Linked DNA regions of Mus musculus: region 1 is linked to region 2. The links are chromatin loops, found by intact Hi-C in ENCODE. Cell type or tissue: gastrocnemius. All regions are shown on one strand. Links, peaks and the distances in the headings refer to the core of each region. The heading gives the core; the rest is flanking DNA. Region 1 overlaps Hormad2 (HORMA domain containing 2). Region 2 has its middle 8.1 kb from the start of Nipsnap1.

What was found. Hi-C counts contacts between places; a loop is a spot of excess contacts. Peaks named below come from ENCODE experiments on the same cell type or tissue, not always from the same donor. Only the 100,000 strongest peaks of a DNase experiment are listed, where the experiment ranks them.
Region 1: a loop joins it to region 2, with 6 times the contacts of the local background. A loop is called at or near these places in 16 of 42 quality-filtered maps.

The regions. Positions count from the first base shown.
Region 1 is chr11:4,434,136-4,439,516 of GRCm38, reverse strand. Hormad2 (HORMA domain containing 2) reads left to right here. Exons shown (of 11, transcript NM_029458.1): 2 at 4,428-4,515. The coding sequence starts at 4,465. Among named protein-coding and RNA genes, the nearest start is that of Hormad2, 4.3 kb to the left of the region's middle. In gastrocnemius, for the core only: a CTCF peak has its summit at 2,713 (motif pointing left); no DNase peak of the experiment used is centred there.
Region 2 is chr11:4,863,203-4,868,583 of GRCm38, reverse strand. It overlaps the pseudogene Gm17793. Among named protein-coding and RNA genes, the nearest start is that of Nipsnap1, 8.1 kb to the left of the region's middle. In gastrocnemius, for the core only: a CTCF peak has its summit at 2,491 (motif pointing right); a DNase peak (open chromatin) is centred at 2,513.

The DNA of each region.
Region 1 (5,381 bases), core at 80-5,079, 430 kb after region 2:
TTTTTTTTTTAAAGACAGGAACTCTCATTGAAGCTGGAGCACTTAAAAAAACAAACAAACATACAAACAAACCTTCAAAAATACCAAGCTCAACAGATATAATTTTACTCTTAATTTAATTCACAATAAGTAGTCACATACACAAAATAGATATAATATACTATGTATTGCAATGAGGACATAACTTGAGCTTGGCAGAGGTGGTAGTAGAAATCGGGGCATTGTTTCTTGAAAAACTAAACCATGTCCAGGAGATAGTAATTTGAAGTAGAAGAGGATGTTTCAGACCAGAAGAATATTGCTAAGAGAAAGTAAAGCTGTACAAATGACTGGTGCATAAGAAATATCAGGGGAGGGCTGGAGAGATGGCTCAGCGGTTAAGAGCACCAACTGCTCTTCCGGAGGTCCTGAGTTTAAATCCCAGCAACCACATGGTGGCTCACAACCATCCATAATGAGATCTGACGCCATCTTCTGGTGCATCTGAAGACAGCTAAAGTGTACTTAGATAAAATAATAAATAAATCGTAAAAAAAAAAAAAAAAAAAAAGAAAGATATACCTTTAAAAAAAAAAAAAGAAATATCAGGGGAAATGATTGAAGAAATTAGGAGGGCATGAGGCAAATCTTGAAACAATGGTAAAGAGTTTTTATTTTATTTTTTTCCTGAGGGTAGTTGGGGAGCTATGTTAAGTACTTCAGTTTGGAAATAATAAGACAGTTAAGGTAGTAATGAGAAAAGTCTAGCTGAAACGTAGAAGGGAGATGGCTGAGCACAGCAACAGGCAGATGGGTGGTTGCAACAATTCAGGCAAAAGATGAGGCTGATCTGATCTAAAGTAGAGATGGCAGACCCAGTGTAAGGGCTCACTGTAACCCGAGCATTTCTGAAGTGGAGCCAGCAGAATCATCTCAAGTTCAAGGCTGCTTGGACTATAGAGCAAGTTTGAGGAAGCTGGAGCCACGTAGTGAGATTCCACAAAACAACAAAAGCAGCCTCAACAATAACAAGGAAAGAAGACCCCTCCCCAGTATCAGCAGACAACAGTGTGGAAAAAGTGAGCAGCTGACACATTTGAGAAATACTAAGTTGACTGAACAAAGAAATAGGGCAGAGTTGAGTCATACATTTTCAGACTGAGTGACTTAAGTACTTGATGATGCCATTCGCTAGGAAACAGAGGGTTTGAGGGGAAAGAATTAGCATTTGGACATGCTAAGACCATCAAAGTGGGAATTGTCTAATGGGCAGAATTGTAGATCAGTAACTCATGAGAATGACCTGGGTTGGGAATATACACACACAAATCATTAGACTAGAAATAGTAATTGAAATAATGGGAGTATATTTGTTTGTTCAGTGGCTATGTTTAGAAGTTTAAAAAAAGCTGAGCAGTGGTGGTGGACACCTTGTGTCCCAGCACTCAGGAGGCAAAGGCAGGGCGATCTTTGTGAATTCAAGGCCAGCTTAGTCTACAGAGTGAGTTCCAGGACAGCCAGGACTACATAGAAAAATCATCAAACAAACAAACAAACAAACACATAGAAAAACCGTTAAACAAACAAACAAACAAACAAAAAAATAACAGAAGACTACTAGGACAGAAACTTGAGGAATCCCAAGAAGGCAGGAGGAAAAGAGGCAGGAGGAAAAGGCAGGAGAAAAAGGCTGGAGGATGGTGGGAGGAGCCGAGGCTGGGAAACACCAGGAGAGGAAGACTTAATATGCAGGTGCTTTGTTTTGAAAGCAAACATACTTTCTTACATTAATGAAGTGTATATAAAAAACTGTTCTAAGTACCATATTAGTTTAATAGATTTAATGTTGAAATAACTGTGAAGTAGACACTGTTTTCTGTACAGATGGAGAAACTGGGGCCCACATCTTGTCCAAGGTTACATAGTAAACTGCCCACTGAGATGTGATCTTAGGTAGTTTGTTTCAGAAAGTTCACGTGTTTAAACCCTGGCCTATGTTACTATTCCAGGTGTACAGTGAGCAAGACCTGAAAGTTGGGTCTGTATTTATGGTTACAAAAACAGAAACCAAATCTCATAGGAATTAATTTAACCAGAGTTATACAACTGCTAGGTAATAGAATCCAAATTTGAACCCAAATTTCATAATTACAAAGCCTACTTTTGCTAGATTGCATTGTTGGCTGATTTTTCTTACATATCCATTTGTGTTGCATAAAATTGAATTTTACTTGTTTTATAAATATTTTTAAATTCCTTTTCAGATGCAACAGCCCTGGTAGAATTGTTTTTCAGTACTATAAATTTCATCTGGGTCATCCATATATTCTAAAAATGCAGGTACCTAACTACGTGGTGTTCTCATGGGCGGATGCCCCTGGAAATATCTTATGATCTAAAAAGATTGGCTAAAATCCTAGCAATATAAAAAGTGATTTAAAAACCATTATTCCTTCTATTACTGCTTCTCCGGTAGGAGGTTATATTCTAATGGGATAGAACTGGAACTTAAACCCTTATCGCTACTTTCCTTCTTCCTTCTTTCTTACAGTATAAAGGAGATGCTGTGAGTCAGACTCAACAGTTATACTCTAAAAGAAAACAGCCTTTAAAGACTACTCAAGGACCGCTAGGTAGATCTCAGTCTCCTGTAGAAATATTGTACTAGTGTCCCCTAGTGCTGCTTGAAGAAATAATCTAAGAGAAATTCAATAGTATCTGTTTATAGTCTCTATCACCACCTTGTGGCAATGTCTCCAAATAATTCTAACCTCTTATTTGCAAAAATCTTCCAGAATCTTGTCTTAATTGATAATATAACAGGTAACAGATTGCCCTGAGTGAGCCAGAATGGACTTTCTTTAAACAGGTTATTTCAAGTAAGGCCTCCGACTGAAATAAAATTAAGGCCTTCAGAAAGAAAAGGGAAGATTTACTTTAAAAAAATTCCACCGAAGCAAAAAAAAAGGGTGAATAAAAAATGTTTTCCCAGACTCGGCAGTATCGTTGTGGATTTCCCCACCTCCACTGTGTTCTTCATTGTGATCTATGTGCATACTGGGGGACTGACCATGTCAGCCATTCTCCATGTTTAGTCTAGTCATACTCAGCTGTCAGGTGACAATTGCTACCCATTTGCAGTTTCCAAAACATCTCATCATCATGAACAGAAACTCTCCTAGTAAACTGCCATTTCTTCTATCCCCACCCGAGTCCAGATAACCTCTCGTCTACTTTTTGTCTGTATATGTTTGCTTATATGTAGGTTCTCATATGTAAGCACATGTATTTGTCCTTCTGTATCTAGCGTTGTCTAATTTTAACCTAGAATTGTGCTTGCAAGGTTCATTTACATTGTGTCATGTTACCACAATTTCATCCTTTTCTAAAGATTGAGTAGCCCTTAAATATCACAAACACATTTTGTTTATCTGTTTATCTGCTCCTTTTTTTTTTTTTTTTTTTTTGAGATGGGGTCTAGTCCAGGCTGACAGACTCCTGTGCTCAAATGATTGCCCTGCCCCAGCTTGCACTGTAGGTGGGCATCCAGTGCATGCCACTGCCCTTGGCTGTGTGTTCGTTTGTCTGTTTGTCTGCTGATAGGCATTGGATCATCTCCACCTTTGACCGTGAAGAAGAGTGCTGCTGTGCCTGTGGGTGTACACGTGTTGGAGGCACTCCCTGCTCCTTCCTCCCTGTTTATTTCTTTTGGCTGTACACTTAGAAGTGGAAATGCTGGATACCGGTGTAACTGCTTAGAAATGTGAGGAACTGTATACTGCTGGGCCGTTTTACATTCCAGTCAGCAGTGGTGAGGATTTTAATTCTCCATCTCTTCACCAGCGCTTATTATGTTCCTTTTTGGAGAAAGTTTTGAGTTTGTAAACAAGTCTGAAGTTAACCTAAAAAATGTTCTGAGCCCAGCTGAACACAAGAAGACAGCTCCTCTTTGAGGGCACAACAAAGATGAATGGGATACATTGTTGAGGGCTTAGGTGACTTATAACTTAATTTTCTTCTGAGAATGTGTTTATGAATGAATAAATTATTTTATGATTTTATTGAGTTGATGAAATTTAATGCAGAGACTTTATGCCAGATTTAGTAAAAGCTTATAGTGAAAATTCAAGTGGTTATTAAAATTTGCTACCAAAATTACAGTTAACTTACACAGCTCTCATTTGGAAAATTCAAAATAAGAATTTTTCTAATTCAGATTCACTTTTGCAATTTTGATAGGGCTAAGAAGAACTATTTTAGCTCTGTTTTTCCTTTGTATTTACAAAATTAGGCTTGGTAAATTTTTCTTGTAACAGGACAGTCTGAGAAATTGTCTATACTTAACTGTAATTGATTTTAATTTTTGGTTTTAGGGTTCACTTACATCTTTGGAAAGACAAGATAGTAAGTATTATGTTAGGGAAAGTCTCTAATTTTTTTTTTAACAGGTTGGAATTGTTGAAAGAATCCTGATTCATTCTCACGATGGCTACTGCGCAGCTCTCTCACAACACCAGAACACTGAAGGCGTCTAAGGTATTTGTTAAGAATTAAATAGAAAAATCAATGACCATTTAGTGAGTTACTTAATTTAAAATTTCTTCAGCAGCAGTTTTATCAGCTAATTGGCACATAACACTCTGGGAAAGTATTTCTTCATTTTAATGCCTAATGGATGGGGATATTCAGAAAATCAAGACCAATTATAAAGTTATGCACTGGGTACTTGTTTCCTGCTTACTAGAGTAAAAGAAATCAGAAACAAAACGACGTTTAAAGAGAAGGTTCTTTGTTAGGCATGGACTTCCTGAAGCAATTAGGAAGCTTGTAGTTTTCAGAACCAGAGAGGAGATATCTGAAAGAAGCTTTGATGCTGAGAGTCTGGGGAAGAATGTATTAGTCACTTCCTGTGGGGAGGACAAAATATATGAGATAATAAACTTAAAAGGAAGGAGGATTTATTTTGGCTCACAGTTTCAGAAGTTGCTTCTATTGTTTTTGACTCAGTATCAAGACAGAACATCATGGAGACATGCAGGGAAAACATGTGGCAGAGCAGAGCGGCGGCACACCACAGAGGTCAAGGCCAGGAGTGGGGGTGGGGAGGAGACACTCGACAACCTAGTGTCATTCCACTAGATTCTGTCTCTTAAAGGTTCTGCTGTCTTTCAGTATCACAGCAGGTTGATGACTGAGCCTTCAACTTAAGGGGACATTTAAGATTCAGACATAACTATGTCAGGACAGGAAACTTTGCTGGCTTTACTTAGGCTAGTTCAATAAATCCCAGAATAGTCATTAATGCATCACATACAGTTATTTAGATTCAGTATATAATATATGTATAATAATGTGTTGTTTTATGAGAAAATACAAATTGATCTTTATCTTCTTTGTTATCA
Region 2 (5,381 bases), core at 87-5,086:
CAAACTCAGGGATGCCTAAAAGGTTGCACTCAGGATGTTGGCTCAGGCTGTGGTCACCTGAAGAACAAACTAAGGATGGAGAGCACCCATCCACAGCAGGTCATAATTTAATTTCATATCAGGGGCCCTCAGTTCTTGCTCTAGATGGCTGTTTGGGTATTTCCTCATAGATACTGGTTTTCTCCAGACTAAGAAGAGATCAAAGAGTGAGTAAGCTGATATAGTCAAGGACTTAGAAATAGGTTGCACTCAGTCATTCCTGCACATCCGATTGGTTACACCTTAAGCCTGATCAGTGTGGGAGTGGACGTTACAAGAGTGGGAATGCCAGCTGGGCCTGTGTCTTAGGGTTTTACTGCTGTGAACAGACACTATGACCAAAGCAACTCTTATAAGGACAACATTTAATTGGGGCTGGCTTACAGATTCAGAGGTTCAGTCCATTATCATCAAGCTAGGAGCATGGCAGCATCCAGGCAGGCATGGTGCAGGAGGAGCTGAGAGTTCTACATCTTGTTCTGAAAACAAACAGGAGAAGACTGGCTCCCAGGCAGCTAGATGAGGGTCTTAAAGCCCATGCCCACAGTGACACACGTACTCCAACAAGGCCTCACTTCCTAATGGTGCTATGCCCTAGGCCAAGCATATACAAACCATCCCAGCCTGTAATCCCAGCTGTGAGGTGGCTGAGTTGGGAGGATCTTGAGTGCACAGGATCTCTGGGCAGCAGAGTGAGTTTGAGGCTGGCTTGCATAATTTAGTGAGACCATGTCTCAAACTAAAAAAGTTAAAAGAGGGTGGAGGATATGAAAGATCCTGACAGAATGTAAAAGGTCACAGAAGCCCTGAAATTGGCAATATAGATGTCACTGTTAGCAGAACTAGCTTCACTGATTTAGAAAAATAGAGGCGCACAATGCTCTGGCCACTCCTTGAACCTGTGTGTCTGCCAATGTTTTGACCGTTCCTTGAACCCATGTGTGTGCCCACTGATGAAGCCCATTGCCAGGTGTTGTGATATTGGTTGCTGGGGAACAGTCAGAAAATCTCCCCAGCAACCACAGCCCGGCCAATCTGGAGTTGCTACACCTGCACCAGACTCTTTCCTTGTACCCCTCCCATACCCATTTCTTGAGAATAGACATTGTTTAGATCTGGAAATCCCCTACTCCCCCCTTCTCCTTTCTCCCCTGAGGGTCTATAAAAACTGGGACCCCTTTCCTCTCGAGGTCGACTCCTCTACCCCTGCGTGGGATATGAGTCGTCCCCAGAGCTCTGGCTTTCCCCGAATAAAGCCTCATGTGGTTTACAACAAGCTCGGTCTATCGTGAGTTCTTGGGTGTCCACTATTGTCCTGAGGCCTGAGCGAGGGGCTCCTCTCAGAGTCTTTCAGATACAGCTCATCGGTTGAACACTCACCGAGGAATTCACAGACCCTAGGTTCAATTCCTAGCACCAAGTATGTGAATGCAAATATCCAAAAAGGCCAAGGGCATATTGGAAGCTGGCTACTACAATTGGATCTCGAATGAGGTCCAGCTTGGTGATTTAGATCAGACTCAGTTTCTCAAGCTCAGCCTAAAGGCAGAGCCCAGAGCAACAGGAAAGCTAAGCAAGAGCTTTACCCCAGTCTCCTCAATGTACGTTCTACAAGCAAGCCTCCTCAGGACCTCAAATTCCTCCTGTCTCATGCCTTCTCCATCTACCTTCCCATCATCCCCTGCTCTCTGAGGTCCCTTTCTGCCCAACCCCAAATCTGAGCTCGCTAGCTCGCTCTCTCTCTCTCTCTCTCTCTCCTGTTTTCCCAACCATCCCCCCCCCATGCAGGGAACAGTCTCAGCCTCCCTCCCTCTCTCCCTCTTCCTCTCCCTCCCTCCCTCCCTTTTCCCCTTCTTCTCTTCATTTCTTTCCAAAACCACCCTCTTAGAATCCACCTTCATAACTCTTTGCCAAGGCCTGCTGTCCACTCGTGGAATGAAATGAGAGGAACCGAGGACAGAGACAGATGAGTTGCACTGGGCAGAGAGAAGTAGGCAGGTTCCTAAGTGTAAAATATGGACAAACCTGCCACCATCCATTCCCTGGGACAAATAGATCATCACTGAATAGGCTGCAGAAGAGCAAAGAGACAAATTACGCAGCTGTGGCTCTGTCACCTGCTCCTTATTGATGGGTTTTTATGCTCAGGCCCAACTGCTCTCAGGGAATTGTACTCCCCAGCTCTCATGGGACCTCAAACAGGAGGGACAGTGACTCAAAAGCTTTTGTCTCTGCTGGGGCATGAGCTACAAGACCAAGTTCCAATCCTTTGGTCCTAGACACCATATGCAAATATGAATGGTGCTACTTTAACATAGTATTTACATAAGCATATTAATCAAATACATTTTTATGCAAGTAAAGAAATAATACAAACACTCCCCCAAACTTATCTCAAGCATTGAACAATTTCAAAGTTACTGGTATGGAATGACTTACAACTGTGCTTACAAAACATTGCCACAAGGTGGCACCACTCACTTTAGCTTAGAAACGCATGCTAGCATCTTGTCTCTGAGGGAGCCTGTTGCTGTAGTTTGGACTCTAGCAACTGCTTTTTGTGACTACTGAGATGTCTTGTGGCTATTCACTTAGTATTAACTACTATAGCATCATATGAGCGTGAGCAGAGTAGGTATCGAATATGATAAAGCAAACTAAATAAAGTTTGAACAACCCACGTGATCCCTGGACAGAGATATAGTTGCAAAGGCACACAGCACCATCACAGGCAACAAAGTAGCAAGATGGCGGTGTAGTTTTAAGAGTGAAGGGGAAAAAAAAAAAAAAAAAGCCGGGCGTGGTGGCACACGCCTTTAATCCCAGCACTCGGGAGGCAGAGGCTGGCGGATTTTCTGAGTTTGAGGCCAGCCTGGTCTACAAAGTGAGTTCCAGGACAGCCAGGGCTATACAGAGACACCCTGTCTCGAAAAAAAACCAAAAAAAAAAAAAAAAAAAAGAGTGATGGGAGTGCAGTTTACTTTGCCTTTGCATCTATTTTTATGGAGGGAAACAGGCCTTGGGATGCAAAGGTTTAAATTGTGACGTTTAAGGAAGCATCCTTGTTAGAATATGATTTCCCCAAACCTCCCCAGCTATCCTGGCATAATAATGGCTCCTAGAGAGAGCTCAGTCATACTGGCTGATACATCCCTACAGAAGGTCCTGTCTCAAGGAGGGAAAACCATGTAGAGATCTTCCTCCTCCAGCTCATTCATTCCTCACCAGCCTCCAGGGACTTTTCTACTCCATGGTCTGTAGATCTGCTCCAGAAGTTTTGACATTATAAAGAAGAAAATTTTAGGTGTTTGGACCTTCAAGTGAAGACTCAACATATTATCTAAGAGTAATCACAGGGAGTTTCGAAGAGAGAAGCTAGAGGCATTTGAGTTTCCTCCCTAAGGTGGGTCAAAGCTTGCTCCTTGGGAGTGAGCATACATATATAGCTCCTGAAGCCAGAATTGCCTTTCTACGGAGCAACCAGCTGTCTGGAATTGCTTTGTTCTAAGGCAAGTAGGCGTCTACAGGAGACAGGAATGAGTGACCTCTGCAGGAAGGGATGGTGGAATGTGCCTGACTACTTCTACAGCCCACTGGTGTTTGACATGGAAGAGGACCAGGAAGACTACATATTTGGCCCTGATGATGAATACCTTCACACCCTGGAGGTCCACAGCAACACCCTCATCCAGCTGGAGAGATGGTTAAGATATGCCTCTCTTAACCCCAGTACCATGAAATGTGGCCTTACTTGGAAATAGCATTTCTTTTTTTTTTTTTAAAGATTTATTTATTTATTATATGTAAGTACATTGTAGCTGTCTTCAGACACTCCAGAAGAGGGAGTCAGATCTCGTTATGGATGGTTGTGAGCCACCATGTGGTTGCTGGGATTTGAACTCTGGGCCTTCGGAAGAGCAGTCGGGTGCTCTTACCCACTGAGCCATCTCACCAGCCTGGAAATAGCATTTCTTATTGTTTTTTAAATGTTTAATCTCTCTCTCTCTCTCTCTCTCTCTCTCTCTCTCTCTCTCTCTCTCTCTCTCTGTGTGTGTGTGTGTGAGATGTGTGGACATGGGTGTGCCGTGGCATGCAGTTGGAGGTCGGTGGACAACTGTCAGAAGTCAGTTGAATCACTTGTCTCCTTCCACCATAGGCTCTGGAGTTCAAGCTCAGGTTCTTCGGTTCTCCATGTCAAGCACCTTTGCTTCCTGAGGCGTCAACCTTGCCTGTTTTGTTTGTTTGCTTGTTTGGGTTTTGTTGTTGTTTGTAAGACAGCGCTTCTCTGTGTGTCCCTGGCTGTCCTGGAACTCACAGAGATTCTCCTGCTTCTGCCTCCCGAGTGCTGGGATTAAAGCGGTGCAGCCCCACCACCTGGCTTGGTTTGGGTTTTCTTGGGGAACGGTCTTTGCCATGTAACCCAGATGGGCTGAAACTCATAATCCTCCAGCCTCAGCCCCCTGAGTGCCATGATTATAGGTATGTAGTATCATGATTGGCTACTGAATCTAGGATCTTCTCCATCCCTACCCCCACCATAGGAACTCACTCTGTAGACTGAGCTGGCCTCAAACTCACAGAGATCTGCCTGCCGCTGCATGCACACACCCCCAGCCCCCACCACCACCAGGTAGTGAATTTAGGGTCCTAACAGGGCTAATCAAATTATTCAGAAGCTGATCCAGAATATTTGACCCAGTTTTGAGGCCAGCCTGCCTAGGTTACATGGTGAGTTCCAAAGCAGACTTGGCTACAGAGTGAATCCGATCTCTAAGAAATACAAAGATTGTGGAGCGGGGGATGCGGAGTGGGAGCTGGTAGAGAGCTGGCTCACAGTTTATGAGTTTAAGAGTTTATGCTGCTCCAGGAGATCTCACACCACTGGCTCCCACAGGCTGACTTGCACAAGACACAGACACATTCACTTATTAAAAGTTTTTTTTAAACATAAACAAAACTGAGGTTATTAAAATGGGCCCTGTGTGACTTGAATGGAAATGGCCCCCATAGGATCCTGTGTTTGAATACTTGGTCCCAGTTGGTAGAACTGTTGAGGAGGAATGAGGAGTTGTGGTCTTGCCAGGTAGTAGTGATACACACCTTTAATCCCAGCACTCGGGAGGCAGAAACACAAGGATCTCTTTGAGTTCAAGGCCAGCCTGGTCTACAGAGACAGTTCCAGGACATCGAGGGTTTCAAAGAAAGACCACTTGGGTTTCAGACTCAGGACAAACAGCTATGGTGCCTATTTAACATATAAAAGTGGACCTAGCCTCCAGGTACTCCCAGTATCCCTCAGTCCCTACCTGTGGCAAGATATAGCATACACGCCACGCCCTCTG